Linked DNA regions of Homo sapiens: region 1 is linked to region 2. A link is a loop called in an ENCODE intact Hi-C map of the cell type or tissue named here. Cell type or tissue: GM12878. All regions are shown on one strand.

Region 1 (8,000 bases), 130 kb after region 2:
AGCCTCCAGAACTGTAAGAAGATAAATTTCTGTTAAGCCACTCAGTCTGTGGTATTTGGTTATGGCAGCCCAAGCTGACTAAACAACATGGCCCTAAGATTAAAAGGTAACAGTGAAAAGTCTTTCTCCTTGCCTCTTTCTCAAATGATTATATCCTTCCCTACCTTTTAAACAGTAGGCAGCATATTAATGAATGACTTTCTGATGGACCGTGACTAATGTGTCTATCAGTAATACAATGGAATCTAATAGGCTGTAGTAGAATGATGTCCTTATGACCAGGAGACATGCAGGGCTTTGAACTATTACCCTTTTTTATTCTCACACTGTGGTAACTTTCTATTTCTGAATTTTTAAAAATAGTTTTTAAGATTTTTTTCTCCATCAGTTATCAGCTATTACTGGGGCTATGAATGTGCTTCACACTAGCATCTGCCCCACTTATTGCTGATTACCAACTTTGTTAAAATTGTTTCTTTTTTAAAAATCTTTATTTTATTTTATTTTAAGTTCCAGGATACATGTTTAGGATGTGCAGGTTTGTTATATAGGTAAACATGTGCCATGGCAGTTTGCTGCACCTACCAACCCATCACCTGGATATTAAGCCTCAAATTCGTTAGCTTTTTATCCTGATGCTCTCCCTCCCCCTTGCCCTGCACCCCACAAAAGACCCTAGTGTGTGTCGTTCTCCTCTTTGTGTCCATTGTTCTCATTGTTCAGCTTCCACTTATAAGTGAGAGCATGTGGTGTTTGGTTTGCTGTTCTGCGTTAGTTTGCTGAGGATAATGGCTTCCAGCTCCATCCATGTCTTTGCAAAGGACATGATCTCATTCCTTTTTATGGCTGCATAGTATTCCATGGTATATATGTATCACTTTTCTTTATCTAGTCTATCATTGATGGGCATTTGGGTTGATTCCTAAAATTGTTTCTAAAGTAGAAGTCAGTAAGATCTAAGTGACAGCCAAGCTTTTCTGTATGAGATAAGCACATGGGCTTTGATTTCTCTTTTACTGTTTCAGAAGTCATTTTTTTTTATTGTTTTTTAGTTTCTGGCTATGTTCCGGTAGTTGAGATTGCCAGAGATGTGATTTGCAGTTAGCATTTTGTATTCATAACTGACTGTTCCTCCTCTATAATTTCACAGTCTAAAATGTCCTGGCTTTGTCAGGAGGTGGCATCAGTTTGCCTAGTAGCTTACAGTTATGGACCTTGCATTGTTTGCCTTTGAGAGTTTCAAAAATGTCCACCTATTCTCAACCCATCAGTTTCATATATCTGCCCAGATGATTTGATATCCAAACAGAAAACTATTTGTAGCAATATACTTCAAATTAAACAAGAAGCCCCCTTACTTATACGTGAGCTTTTCCATTACACATGGATGTGATGTTCTCTGGAAAGGTGTACGGTGGGCAGTGCTCAGGCTGAGGACTAAACTGTGAGAGCCCTATGAGAGTGGTTACATGAACCACTGCTTGCTGAGCATCATCATATCATAGATTAAAACTAGGCAAATGAAGACCACTCTCCATTATTCTCTCCCGGTCCAGAAAAGGAGCAGCAGCTTTCTTGCTCCTTAGTCTAAACCATACAATAAAATATAACCATTTCCCCATATTTTTAGTCCATTTGGGAGAATCAGCCAGGCCTGGATGTGCCTTTGGTTCTTTTACATGAGTCTGGAGTCTGACAGATGTGAGTTCAAATCTTGATTCCAGCACTTACTGGCCACATGACTGTATCGAAGTTTCTTAATGTCTCTACACCTTGCTTTTTTATATGTAAAATAGGAATATTCTTAGTATCTATCTCATAGGGCTGTTGTTAGGATTAAATGAGGTGATATATGTGAAGAATTTCTTGGAACCTTTTGGCATGAAGACCAATTTATGATATATTAACTATTTATGGGCTACTTTAAAAATTGAGATTTGGGATATATTTAAGTCCCTTAGAAAGAATGTATATCCATACAAATTAAATTACCTACATTATTTAATAGAAGAATGTCAGTGAGAAAATGGCATGCTCATTATCCCCAGCAATTTTTCTATGAGGGCACAACTCTAATCTTTCATTGTGGAACTAGCGTGTGAGTCAAAAGGGATCCACAGATCATGGGATGCTCAATGTTGGAACACAACACTAATACCTGATGGATAATTTGACTGATTAGAATGACCTATCACTTATCATCATCAATAAATCACAGCATGTGAAACCATACTGCATACCTTGAATATTATTGCTTCAACTCTCATTCTCCTCTCATAGCACAAAGCATTTTGCTTAACAACAGCCACATTCTTATTAAAGTGAGCCCACAGGAAATGTTTGAAAATGGTACCCTAAGACCAGAATCACATGAAAGTTTGTTAAAATGCAGATTTTTGAGGCTGGGCTGGCTCTGAGAGTAGGAATTATTAAGACTGCAAATGATGACAAATTTACAGAATTATTGCCCTGAAATGTACAGAGGTAGGCTTTTTAGCCTCTTTCTTGAGTTTTCTGGTTTTTTTCTTGTGCATATTCTCCAATAAGAAAGCAGTTAATCTAGAACAGTGATTTCAAACCCCAGCTCCCACCTGCTTTGTGATTGCACATTGGGAGTCTGATTTCAAAGGTGTGCAGTGAAGCTTGGATCATTCTAATATTTCTCCAGAAATCACGATTCTGACAATCCTGATTTTATCAAAGCTCTATAAGTGCTAAATAGTTTTTCTGAATAGAAGACAAATATCTTTCCCTTGTTAATCCTTTTATTAAAAGATACATAACAGTATGTTTTATCCTACTCTAGCCTTACATGAAAACCTAACCCCAAGCCTGTATATGATATAGTATTTGACATTTTGAATAAATAATGGAACATCTGGAATCTTCAAAATCAACTTAGAAATTTCAGTTTTGCACAAATCTCTTAATACTCTAGGATCTGGATAAACAAATTACATTCCCTATGCTGAGTTAAATCAGATTAATGAAACATTATAAGTATCTCAGTGTAATACTCCAGATTTGATGTAATCTGTGACCACCCCACCTCTCAGACATATAGCTTTAGAGAGGCACAGTCCCCTTTGCCTGAGAGAACCCATCTTTTTCCCACACTGTCATCCTCCGTGGCTATCACAACTGGCTCACTTATTTTTTAAGTTAAATTATTTGTCTTCCATGTAGTTGGAGGAAGTCAATTATCTTAAAAACTTCAGTGGCTTCTTGTTGGTTTTCTTCAAATGTGACACCCACATGAGGACAAAGAAAGCTTCTCCAAAGGTCCTGATGAAGGTGGAGCAGTTTTAAAATTACCCAGGGCTCAGTACTCAACTTCTCAGTGGGAAGCAGATGTCCGTCCTGTAAGAGGAAACTCCAATATTCAACAAGTGTTGTGAGTCCAAAGTCCCAGGACTCAAAGAATACACTTAGCACTTTGCCTGAAGTCATGTATGGGAAACCAAACACTTACTTTAGTACCTGCAACATTATAGGATAAAGGTCATACTAGCAGGTGATGAATATCATGCCTTAGGAACTCCAAGCAGACAACGATTTTCTGTACTTTGCTTTAGAGGTGAGAGCCGCATTGGAGGCTCAGGGAAAGTGACATACAGAAGACAACAGCTGCGTTTTGGTTGGAGGTGATTTGAAGCTGTTTGTTATTTCACATGGCAGGGATGAGGAAAAATGGGTGGAGGGGAGGAAGGTCTACTTGTTTATTTTCCATCTCCTGTGGAGTATTTGACATCTGGAAGTTCCAATTAGCATTTTTAAAGTTGTGTTTCAGATCACCCTTATGATTTTCAATTGGCATTAATCTGAGATGCCCCAGATGATCTTTTACACTTTCGTTAAACATTGTGATGATGCCTTTATAACTTCTTCAAATAGCTGAACCACTGGCCAAATTTTGAAAAGCAGATCATCAATCCAGAAAGTGTGACACTGTGTTCACACAACCAAGGATTGCAAATGATGCAATTTTAGCACCATATTCTTCATCTAAGACAACTTACCAGAATCCTTTGCATAAATTAATAGTTAAGGTTCTTTTTATAATTCTCTAGTGATCCACTAGTGCACCTTCTCTAGTGACTGACTATGCGCAGACATCAGTATCTACATAGAGTCTAATCAAGTTGTCCAGTTGATATGCTGAGATCCCTGGAAAAAACCAGGAATCTTCAGAAAAGCATTAGTTACCTCTAGAAGTGCTATTTCTTCCACTTTCTTTCTCATGTTACCAAATAGTTTCGCATTAGCTCTAAAGGAGGTAATCTACTTACTCTATCAGGTCCCTTATCTGTATTATCTGTGGCAAAATAATTCTGCTGACTTTGCTCTGAATAATTACCAAGAGCTCACTTAACATGGCTATAATTCTCTCCCCATCTGACTGAGGAATGTTCTTAAACTCCCTCAATCATTCCAGCCCACATTCTTTCAGTATAGCAACAGCGTGTCTGTAACTTTTGTTTCCTTTAATTCAGGATCATCAGAGTGGGTATAAAACAATGACCACCTTTCACAGAATGAACTATACTTACAGTGTTTAATATATATTATCTCATTTGATCCTTAGGACAAAAAGTTATATACATATATGTGTATCTATAAATGTATGTATTTATCGCTTTTTATAGGTAGTATTGAAACCACAGTTCAAGGGCAGTAGCCCAAGATTACTCCACTAGTGAGCAATAAACTTGGGATTTTAAACACAGGCTTTGGTTTCAAAAGTCAATTTTTTTAAGGCTCATAAAATAATTCTTTGGCTTAGCAAAGCCCCTTGCTTATTTATATATACCACTTTAAACATATTAAGTATATTAGTTAGAAACATTTTGAATACTAGTGACAAAAAAAAGTAACTCAAGCTAGTTTAGTAAAAAATGGAAATTTATCAGTTCAGTTGTCTGCAGGAGAAAGCAGGGGTGTGGCTGAGCACAGGCCCATGGAGCTAGGGACTCTTGTTCTCTCAGGCCTCTCTTTCTCTCCCTCTTTTTCTTTCCTTTTCTTTTGCACACCACCTCCCCATTCCCCGCTTTTTTTTTCCAGACAAGCTTCTTTACATAATGAGAAGCAAAACCTTCAGCAACATCTCTAGCTGGTTTGGGTTAGATGCCCATCTCTGGACTCATCAATTGTGGCCAAAACAACGGGGCCCTATCGTGTAAAGCCCCCTTTAGAACCTCCGCATGTCTAGAATCAGGGAGAGACGAGATTCCCCAAAGAGGGAGGTTAACATTCCCAGAAGGAGGGAATTATATGATTTCAACTTATATTCTCATATGGATAGAAATGCATTTACCACACTCCTAATGTAAATCAGAATTTCTGATTTTCTGATGCTCTAACCACATTTCCTAATGCTACATTGCACCCAGCACAATGTCTGGCACCCAGAGATGTTCAACTGCTATTCTTCAAAGTATAAATACATTTCACCCATTTTTACTTTCATTCTACTGCTTCATTAAAAATATTTTGTATTTCCTTACATTCCATCTGGAAGTCTATAACTTAGTACCTGTGTAATAAGGGATTTGGCACTATCACCTCTCTAAAATAACATGTTAAAATGGTAAGCATTCTATGGTTTTCTTGGGGAGACTTTTTTTTTTTTTTTCTTTGAGACGGAGTCTTGCTCTGTCGCTCAGGCTGGAGTGCAGTGGTACAATCTCGGCTCACTGCAACCTCCACTTCCCTGGCTCAAGCAATTCCCCTGCCTCAGCCTCCCGAGTAGCTGGATTACAGGCGCACGTCACCACACCCGGCTAATTTTTTTGTATTTTTAGTAGAGAAGGGGCCTCACCGTGTTGGCCACACATGAACTCCTGACCTCAGGCAATCCACCAGCCTCGGCCTCCCAAAGTGCTGGGATTACAGGCGTGAGCCTCCGCGCCCGGCCAGGGAGACATATTTATATGTAAAAAGCAAATGTATCTTGTCATTGGATGCTCATCCACAAGAGTCACAAACCCCATTCTAACACCAGCTTTGTGGTTTACTAAGTGATATCAATTTCCCAGCGTGGCAGATGACAATGTGTGTATGTAACTTGAATAAAAGCCAGGGCAAAGAGTTGAAACCAGCCTCATTGTCTGGGTATTACTGGAAGTTCTTGTTATCACGGCAGAGGAAATCAAGGATGCGGACACTCCAAAGGTGAGGTTAGAGCAGAAGTTTAATAAGCGAAAGGAAGAAAGCTCTCGGGAGCAGAGAGGGGTCCCAGAAAGATGGGTTGCCATTTTACAATGAAATGCAAGGGTTTTTATAGACAAGCTGGTGGGGAGGGTGTTTCATTTACATAAGGCTCAAATTTCTGACAGTTCCCACCCCACTTTTTCTAGTGCTCATGCGGGCTCCTTAGTCTGAGTTACTCCATGTTGCCTATCTCTTCCCACTGCGCATGTGTGAAAAAGGCCAGGAGGCGGGACCCTCTACAGTGGACGCTCCTGGTCCAGGGTAGCTCGTCTTATCAGTGCTGCTGCAGGCACTCCCTGCTGTGCAAACCTCCTTGTCTGAGTATTTCCAAGAAGGGAGAGGACTGTGCTTACTGGGGCCCACTGTATGTCTGTATGTCACACAGGAGGCCCCTTTCTGTGTTAGAAGCTGCTTTTTTGTTAGAAGGGAATTCTACTTAGGACCCTTGCCCTATCTGCCTAGTTGATTTCTTTCTCTCTCCTCTCACAGAGTGTCACAGAAAGAACTCCAATCCATCAAGCAAAAGTAATTAACAGCAATTCAAATCTTTATTGGACTCTTAGAAAATAAACAAGGAGATCTAATTTGTAGCTCCCACATAGATTTTTGTCTCCACTCCTGTTGTTTTTAATTAATTCAATAATATTTACTAAATGTCTCCTATGTGTCAGACGTGCTTCCAGTGCCCATAGAGCCTGCATGTCTCCACTCCCCGAGTTCCCCTCTCCACTCCTTGGATTCAACTCTCAACTTCAAACTGAGTTTTGAAGTCAGTCAGGAGTGGGGGAGGGCGGTTTTTTTTTTTTTTTTTTTTTTTTTGAGACGGAGTTTTGCTCTTGACACCCAAGCTTGAGTACAATCACGCGATCTTGGCTCACTGCAACCTCCTCCTCCCGGGTTCAAGAAATTCTCCTGCCTCAGCCTCCCAAGTAGCCAGGATTACAGGCGCCTGCCACTACTCCTGGGTTCACTTTTTTTTTTTTTGTAATTTTAGTAAGACGAGGTTTCGCCATGCTGGCCAGGCTGATCTTGAACTCCTGACCTCAGGTGATCCACCCGCCTCTGCCTCCCAAAGTGCTGGGAGTACAGGCGTGAGCCACTGCGCCTGGCCGGGAGGGTGGCTCTTGACTTACAGGGCCTCCCCTCCCCTCCAAGGTCTTCTTTAATTCTGCACATTATTTTAATTATTTCTAACAAGTACCTTGATCTTCATTTGTGAAATCTAGTGACCCAAAGGCAGCTCCCAACCTCCCTGGGAGTTGATAGGGGTGGGGTTGGGAAGAGAGGGGAGAGAGGAAGAGCTGCTCTTCCCAAGAAGGGTTTTTGTTTTGTTTTGTGTTTATTTGTTTTGGCTTTTGGTTTTTAGTAGATGGGGGATGTACACGTGAGAGGTGAGGGAGAGAGCAGACTGCAAACCCTGTAACTGATCCATGTATTATCTGTTCTTTTAACTGAGTAACATGCTTTTCAAAAGTGTTTTTCCATGTTTCAGAGACAGAAAAGGGGAGAAAAAGAAGAAGAAAAGGGAGAGGAAAAGGTAAAAGAAAAGAAGAGAATGAATTGCAGCTGAGGAAGTGGAAGAGCGAGAAGCGCTTCCAGATACCAGGTAACCTCTTTCTTTGACTCCTGATTTGCCACTCATCTCCCTAAATGCCTTAATGACCTGTCACACAGGTGACTCACATGAAGGCCACATGGTGTATGTTTCTCTTACCCCTGTCTGCTATTGAAGACATAGGATTTAGTTTTGGGAAGATGTGTGCTGGAGAAATAAAAAGCAGACACAGTGG
Region 2 (8,000 bases):
TTGTGGGTTTGTAATGTATGTCCTTTATTGTTTTGAGGTGTGTTCCTTCTACACCCAGTTTGTTGAGACGTTTTGTCATAAAGGAATGTTGAATTTTGTCAAATACTTTTTCGGCATCTATTGAAAAGATCACATGGTTTTTGTCCTTGATTCTGTTAATATGACATATCATATTTATTGATTTGCATATGTTTTATCATTCTGGCATCCCTGGGATGAATTCCGTGTAATCATGGTGAATGATCTTTTCAGTGTGTTGTTGTATTTGGTTTGCTAGTATTTGGTTGGGTTCTTAATTTATGTTTAACAGGAATATTGGCCTGTAGTTTTCTTTATTTGTTGTTTCATAGTCTGGTTTTGATATCAGGGTAATACTAGCCTCATAGAATGAGTTTGGAAGTGTTCCCTCCTCTGTAATTAATTGAAATAATTTGATTAGACTTGCTATTCATTCTTCTTTAAAAATATCTGGTATAATGCAGCAGTGAAGTCATCAGGTACTGGCTTTTCTTCTTTTTCTTTTTCTTTCTTTTTTTTTTGACAGGATCTTGTTCTGTTGCCTGGACTGGAGTGTGGTGGTGCAATCCCAGCCCACTGCTTACTTGACCTCCTAGCTCAAGTAATCCTCTTACCTCAGCCTCCCAAATAGCTGAGACCACAGGTACACACCACCACATCTGGCTAATTTTTATTTATTTACTGTTTTGCAGAGATGGGGGTCTCCCTATACTGTGGGGTTTTCTTTGAAGGGAGATTTTTTATTATTACTTCAATCTCATTATTCATTATAGGTCTATTCTTGTTTTCTATTTCTTCATGCTTCAATCTTGGTAAGTTGTATGTCTCCAGAAATTTCTTTCTTTCTTTTAAGTTTTCCAATTTGTTGGCATATAGTTGTTTACAATAGTCTCTAATGATCCTTTGTATTTCTGTGGTATCAATTGTTATGTCTCCTTTTTCATTTCTGATTTTATTTGGGTCTTCTCTCTTTTTAGTTGGTCTAGTAAAGATTTGTTTGTCTTTTGTATTTATTTTAGTTTCAACTTCATTTATTTCTGCTTTGATCTCTATTATTTCTTTTCTTCTACCAATTTTAGGTTTGGCTTGTTGTTTTTGCTTTCCTAGCTTTGAGAAGTACCACGTTAGGTTGTTGTTGTTTTTTTTTAAATGTTTCTACTTTTTTGTTGTAGGTGTTTATTGCTATAAACGTTTCTCTTAGCAATATGTTGCTGTATGTCATAGATTTTAGTATGTCATGTATTTTTTTCAAGAATTTTTAAATTTTTCTTTTTAATGTCGTTATTGACCCATTGATTGTTCAGGGGCATGTTGTTTATTTTCCATGTATTTATATATATAGTTTCCAAAAGTTCATTCTGTTATTGATTTCTAGTTTTATTCCATTGTGGAATAAAATATACTTCATAGGGTTTCGACATTTTTGAATTTATTGACACTTGTTTTGTGGCCTAATGTATTGTTTATCCTGGAGACTGTTTCATGTGATGATGAGAAGAATTTGTATTCTGCAGCAGTTGGATGAAATGTTCTGCAAATGTCAGTGAGGTCCAGGCAGTCTAGAGTGTAGTTTAACTTCAGTGTTTAATTGTTGATTTTCTGTTTGGATGATCTGGCCATTACTGAGAATGGAATGTTGAAGACCCCTACTAGTATTGTATTGCAGTCTATATTTCTCTTTATATCTATGAATTTTTGCTTTACATATTTGGATGGTCCACTGTTGGGTGAATATATATTTATAATTGTTATGTCCTCTTGCTGAATTGACCCCTTTATTATTATAGAATAACATTCTTTGTCTCTTTTTACAGTCTTTGACTTGAAGTCTATCTTATCTGATATAAACATAGCTACTCCTGCTCTTTTTTGGTTTTTATTTATCTGGAATATCTTCTTCCATCCCTTTACTTTTAGTCTAGTATGACTTTGTAGGTGAAGTGAGTTTCTAGTTAGCATCATACAGTTAGATCTTATTTTATTTCTTTTATTTTTTTTGAGGCAGAGTTTTGCTCTGTCACCCAGGCTGGAGTACAGTGGCTTGATCTCAGTTCACTGCAACCTCCACCTCCCAGGTTCAAGCGATTCTTCTGCCTCAGCCTCCCAAGTAGCTGGGATTACAGGCACCCGCCTGTACACCCAGCTAATTTTTGTATTTCTAATAGAGACAGGGTTTCACCATGTTGTCCATGCTGGTCTTGAACTCCTGTTTTTTTAAGTCTTGTTTTTTTAATCCATTTAGACACTCTTATGTCTTTTAATTGGAGAATTTAGGACATTTACATTCAATACTATTACTGATAAAGACTTACTGCTACCATTTTGTTACTTGTTATCTGGTTGTTTTGTAAGTGCTCTCTTTCTTCCTTTTTGATTAAGTAATTTTTTCTGGTAGTATGTTTTAATTCATTGCTTTATATTTTTAATATATATAATATATATACAATATTATATATATTATATATAATATATACATATTATATATTATATATATATAATATATAATATGTATATATTATATATAATATATATAATATATAATATATTATATATTATATAAATTTAAATATATATATTTTAATTTATGATTTTCATGAGGCTTATAAAATATTTTATAGCTATAACACTTTATTTTAAACAGATAACTACTTAGTTTTGACCATAGAGAGAAGAAAGTAACAAACAATGGAAAAACTGAAACACTCCGTACTTTAACTTCATTCCCCTGACATTTTGATTTTTTCTTGTCTCAATTTACACCTTCTTATATTGTCTATTTCTTTAAAGGTGTCTGTAGTTACTATTTTCATAAACGTGTCTTTTTTTTTTTCTTTTTTTTTTGAGATTGAGTCTCACTCTCTTGCCCAGGCTGCAGTGCAGTGGCGCGATCTTGGCTCACTGCAAGCTCTGCCTCCTGGGTTCGCACCATTCTCCTGCCTCAGCCTCCTGAGTAGCTGGGACTACAGGCGCCCACCACCACGCCCAGCTAATAAATGTGTCTTATAGTCTTTATGTTAGAGATATGAGTAGATTACACATCACATTTATAGTATTAGAGTATTCTGAATTTATGTACTTACATTTAAACTTCAAGTTTGTTTGTTTGTTTGTCTTTTGCATGTTAGCATTCTTTCCTTTCAGATTTAAGAGCTCCCTTTAACATTTCTTATAATATGGGTCTAGTAATGATGCATTTCCTCAGCTTTTGTTTGTCTAGAAAAGACTTTTTCTCTCCTTCATGTTTGAAGGAAAGTTTTGCTAGGTATAGTATTCTCAGTTTGCAGTTTTTTTCCCTTCAGCACTTTGAATCTGTTATTCCACTCCCTCCTGATCTATATGGTTTTTGTTGAGAAGTCTGTTGCCAGATGAATTGGAGCTGCTTTATATGTTATTTGCTTCTTTTCTCTTGCTGCTTTTAGGATTCTCTTTGTCCTTGACCTTTGAGAGTTTGATTATTATATCATTTGGCTTGTCTTATTTGGGATGAATATATTTGGTGTTCTGTGACCTCTTGTACCTAGATATTAACATATTTCTCTAGGTTTAGTAGGTTTTCCATTTTATTCCTTTAAATAGGCATTCTACTCTTTGCTCTTTCTCAATTCTCTCTTGAACACCAGTGAATCTTAGATTTGCTCTTCCACGGTGTATCTCTCTCTCTCTCTCTCTCTCTCTATACATATATATATATATATATATATATATATATGTATAAAATCTTTCAGGCTGTCTTTATTCCTTTCATTCTGTTTTTTTTTCCCTCTGACTATATCTTGGCTTACTGCAACCTCCGCTTCTTGGATTCAAGTATTTCTTGTGCCTCAGCTACCCAAGTAGCTGGAATTACAGGCATGTGCCACCGTGCCTGTCTAATTTTTTTAGTGAGACGGGGTTTCACCATGTTGGCCAGGCTGGTCTCTAACTCCTAGGCTGAAGTGATCTGCCTGCCTCAGTCTCCCAGAGTGCTGGTATTATAGGCATGAGCCACTGTGCCTGGCTAATCTCACTGATTCTTTCTTCTGCTTGATCTATTTCTTTTTTGGAGAGCCTCTGTAGTTTTTTTAAGTTCAACAAATGTATTTCTCAGTTCCAGGGTTTCAAATCTGTTTGCCATTTGATTTTTAAAAACTTTCATCTGTTTTTTTTTTTTTTTGAGACAGAGTCTGGCTCTGTCACCCAGGCTGGAGTGCAGTGGTGTGATCTCAGCTCACTGCAACCTCTGCCTCCTGGGTTCAAGAAATTCTGCTGCCTCAGCCTCCTGTGTAGCTGGGATTACAGGTGTGCACCACCATGCCTGGCTAATTTTTGTATTTTTAGTAGAAATGGAGTTTCACTGTGTTGGCCATGCTGGTCTCAAACTCCTGACCTCAAATGATCTGCCCACCTTGGCCTTCCAAAGTATTGGGATTACAGGCGTGAGCCAATGTGCCCGGCCAAACTTTAATCTCTTTATTAAATTTCTCTGATAAATTTATCAGTTGCTTTTTCTGTGCTGTTTTAGAGTTCATGAATTTTCTTAAAACTGCTATTTTGAATTCTTGATCTTAGAGCTCACGTATCACCATCTCACCACGATGTTGATCACCAGCTCCTTGCTTTGTTCATTTGGGGAGATCATAGTTTCCTGTTTGCTCTTGTTCCTTGTGGATATATATCTATGTTTTTGCAATGAAGGATCAGTTTATCTTCAGTGTCTCGCTTGTTGGACTTTCTAGGTTGTATGTTTGCTTAGAAGTTCTTTGCAATTGTCTGTGATTCCCCTTAATCCTAGATTGCTGCCTCATTTTCAGCACTAGATGGCACCTTAAGCCCAGAATTTCCTCAGCTCTGGCAAATGTTTGCAGTACTACACATCTCAGATGGTAGGGTTCTTAGAGGGGATACCTCAGCTGTGTGGAAAGGCTGGCTAGGGGTTTATACCCAGATGACCTGTGGCATCTGCTTCCTCTAGCATGGTGCTGCTGTACATCCACACTGATTTGGTGTCTCCTTCGACTGAAATGAGGAGTAGTTTTACAGGCTGGAGTTTCTAATTCCACTCCCCTTTTTGTCTCTAGCTGCCCTCAGGCGGTTTTCTCCCTCCAGGCACTAGTGGTGCTTCCTGTGGGTTTAGGCAGGAATGATTTTTCTGCAAGGGAACCCAGGATGGTGGGGAAGCTGGCTATCCACCTCAATCTCACTTTTTCCAGAGTAGAACAAATGAGATTGGGAGGAATTTTCTGTGCATGATGCCTGGCAGATTGGGGCACGGACATTGCAGATAGAGAACTTTCTTTCTTTTTATAGTCTGCTCAGAGTTTTTCACTTCTCTGTCTCCCAACTATCATTTCAGCCTCAGATTTGGCTTCTAAAATGTTGCTGGTGTTAATCTGTGCTCCAGATATTTGCTTTTGGTTCTCTGTGGGGAGAGCAAAGGCAGACTGCTTCTACTCTGCCATTTTGTTGATATCCAGAATTGTATTTTTTTTTTTTTAGTATATACTTTAAGTTCTGGGATACACGTGCAGAACGTGCAGGTTTGTTACATAGGTTTACATGTGCCATGGTGGTTTGCTGCACCCATCAACCCGTCATCTAGGTTTTAAGTCCCGCATGCATTAGATATTTGTCCTAATGCTATCCCTCCCTTTGCCTCCCACCCCCTCCCCCCGCTGACAGGCCATGGTATGTGATGAGAATTGTATTTTTTTCTTTTTATTTATTATTTAGCTTCTTTTACGATAACTCTTTTGAAACAGTTTCACTCTTCCTGTACTCTCAATCACTTCACTTTCTACAGATAATCTGCCTCCTACTTTTTAACAAATTTGAGGTCATCTTGATGAGTTCTTGAACCTCCCCTCCTTCAAAATTTTGTTTTGAATATTTCTGTTTTTCTTCCATCTCTCTTCCATCTTATCTCAGAGGAAGAGACTGACTTTCAGACAGAAGGTTAACTATTCTACCTTTTAAAAAAATCTCCACTAAGTTATTATTACTTCTCAGTTCCCTTTATTCTCTTTTGCATCTTTAATATTTTCGTCACAGGCTTTTCCTTTTTCTAAGAGTATGCTTAGATTTCTCCCCTAAAATTCTGCCTGTTTACTCTACTTTTCAAACTATTATTTCATTTTCTTTTTACTGCAAACTTATCAAAAGTAACCCATGCTTGCTTCTTTCATTTCTCATGTTTAAACTGAGTCTTATTGTCATCACTCTCCCCAAAGTTTTCTCTTAAATACCAACTAATTATAAAATCCTTTGTCCTTCTTTTCACTTCTGATCTTCCATGATCTCTCTATGGCACTTGACACTACCCTTGTTTTCTCTTTTCTTAATTCTGCCCTCTCTTGGCTATGTGGAATTATTCTCTCCTGGATATTTTCATTCTCCTACCTGTTTGATTATTTCTTCTGTCCCTTCTTCACTAGTACTTTTTCTTTTCTTTTTTTTTCTTTTTTTTGAAACAAGGTCTCACTGTGTTGCCCAGCCTGGTTTTTAACAAATTCCTGGGCTCAAGCATTCCACCCGCCTCTTCCTCCCAAAGTGCTGGGATTACAGGCATGAACCACCGCACCCAGCCATCATCATTACTTTTTCTTATTCCACTTACTAAATATAAAAGTTTCTAAGATTTTTGCCCTTGTTTCTTTTCTTTCTAAAATCTGCACTTGGTGATCTCATCTTTTCTCACAGCGTCCATCATCATTTCTGTTCAACTCTGAATCTATATATTTTTCTCCATATTTCTCCTACATATCTTAATCTATGTTTAAAAGCCAAAGTTAAATTTATCATCTTCTAAAAAAAACTCTTATCTCTTCACCTTTAAGTCTCCCAGTGACTCACCAAAGTCATATATGGATCATTCCTCTTAATCACCTGTCATTAGGACTATGCAGTAAGTTCTCTCTCTCTCTCAATCTATTTATATACACTTCTACCAGATTGTCTCCTAATGCATAGTTTTTATTATGTAGTTTGCCTACTCAGAAACTTTTAATGATTTATTACAAAGTAAAGTTGAACTCCTTTGTCTAGTGTAAAAAGTCCTCTGTAATTCTCAAAATATATTTTAGAATTACCTGCATTAGAATTGCCTGAGATACAGGGTACCATACTAGATTGTCAAGGATCTTCTGTGGCTCAGGGATTTGCCTTCTTAACCAGTTTTTACGTGATTGTAAAGCTTATTGGCTTCTGCTTCATGATTTTCCTTTGTTTTCTACACCTCCCTTACATAATATCACTCGGTTTCACGTAATCTACATTTCTGCAATTTCAATCTTGTAAATTAAATTACTTGTCATTACTACATTGAATTACTTGCCATTTCATCATATTGACCTGATTGTGTACCATGCTTTCAAATGTACCTGCTCTAACTGTTTCCTCTGTGGAATACCCCCTCTTCTAGGCTGTTTTATCTATCAGGATTAATTTCAATACTCCATCCTATTCAAGCTTTTCTTGGCCTGAGCTGGAAGTGAGTTTCCCTTCCTCTGAGTATTTTATGGCTGTTTTATGGGACTTTTCTTAATTATTATAATCAGTTGCTTACAACAAGCCTTTTGTTTTTTTAACCATTAAGACTGTAAGCTCCTTGAGTTCTGTTATCATGTGAGGTTTACATTTTTGTATCCCCCATAGATATATAAACGTAAGCTTAGAGGCCTGGAACATAGATGATAGTAGATATTCAATAACTTTCTTAAAATAATAGACTAATTGGTAATTGATCTGTGTACCAAATAGATAGATGGGTGAATATATGGTAATCTTATTCTACCTCATAAAATCTTACTCATTTTTCCTATAGTGAAAAGTAAAAAAAAATCTGGAGTTGCTTGCTATTATGAGTTGAAGGGATTATATTTCAGGGAAACTCACTAAGACTTTCCATAAAAAGTTAAGATTAAAAATGCTGATTTCTCTATCTAGTTCAGGCAAAGAGGTGAAATAAGAATTTTCTAGGTATATTTGCAGTCCTGAAGTTCTATTCA

Evidence for each region. A loop is a pair of places that touch in the nucleus more often than their neighbours do. Peaks named below come from ENCODE experiments on the same cell type or tissue, not always from the same donor. Only the 100,000 strongest peaks of a DNase experiment are listed, where the experiment ranks them.
Region 1: it touches region 2 in a loop (3-fold over the local background); 2 of 110 quality-filtered maps call a loop at or near these places.

What each region holds. Positions count from the first base shown.
Region 1 is chr1:76,034,083-76,042,082 of GRCh38, forward strand. LOC124904200 reads left to right here and starts at 7,282. Exons shown (of 5, transcript XR_007066173.1): 1 at 7,282-7,601; 2 at 7,703-7,816. In GM12878, no CTCF peak of the experiment used is centred here; no DNase peak of the experiment used is centred here; H3K27me3 peaks cover 158 bases.
Region 2 is chr1:75,903,993-75,911,992 of GRCh38, forward strand. All of the region lies in intron 19 of MSH4 (mutS homolog 4), which reads left to right. Among named protein-coding and RNA genes, the nearest start is that of ASB17, 24 kb to the right of the region's middle. In GM12878, a CTCF peak has its summit at 4,804 (motif pointing right); a DNase peak (open chromatin) is centred at 4,939.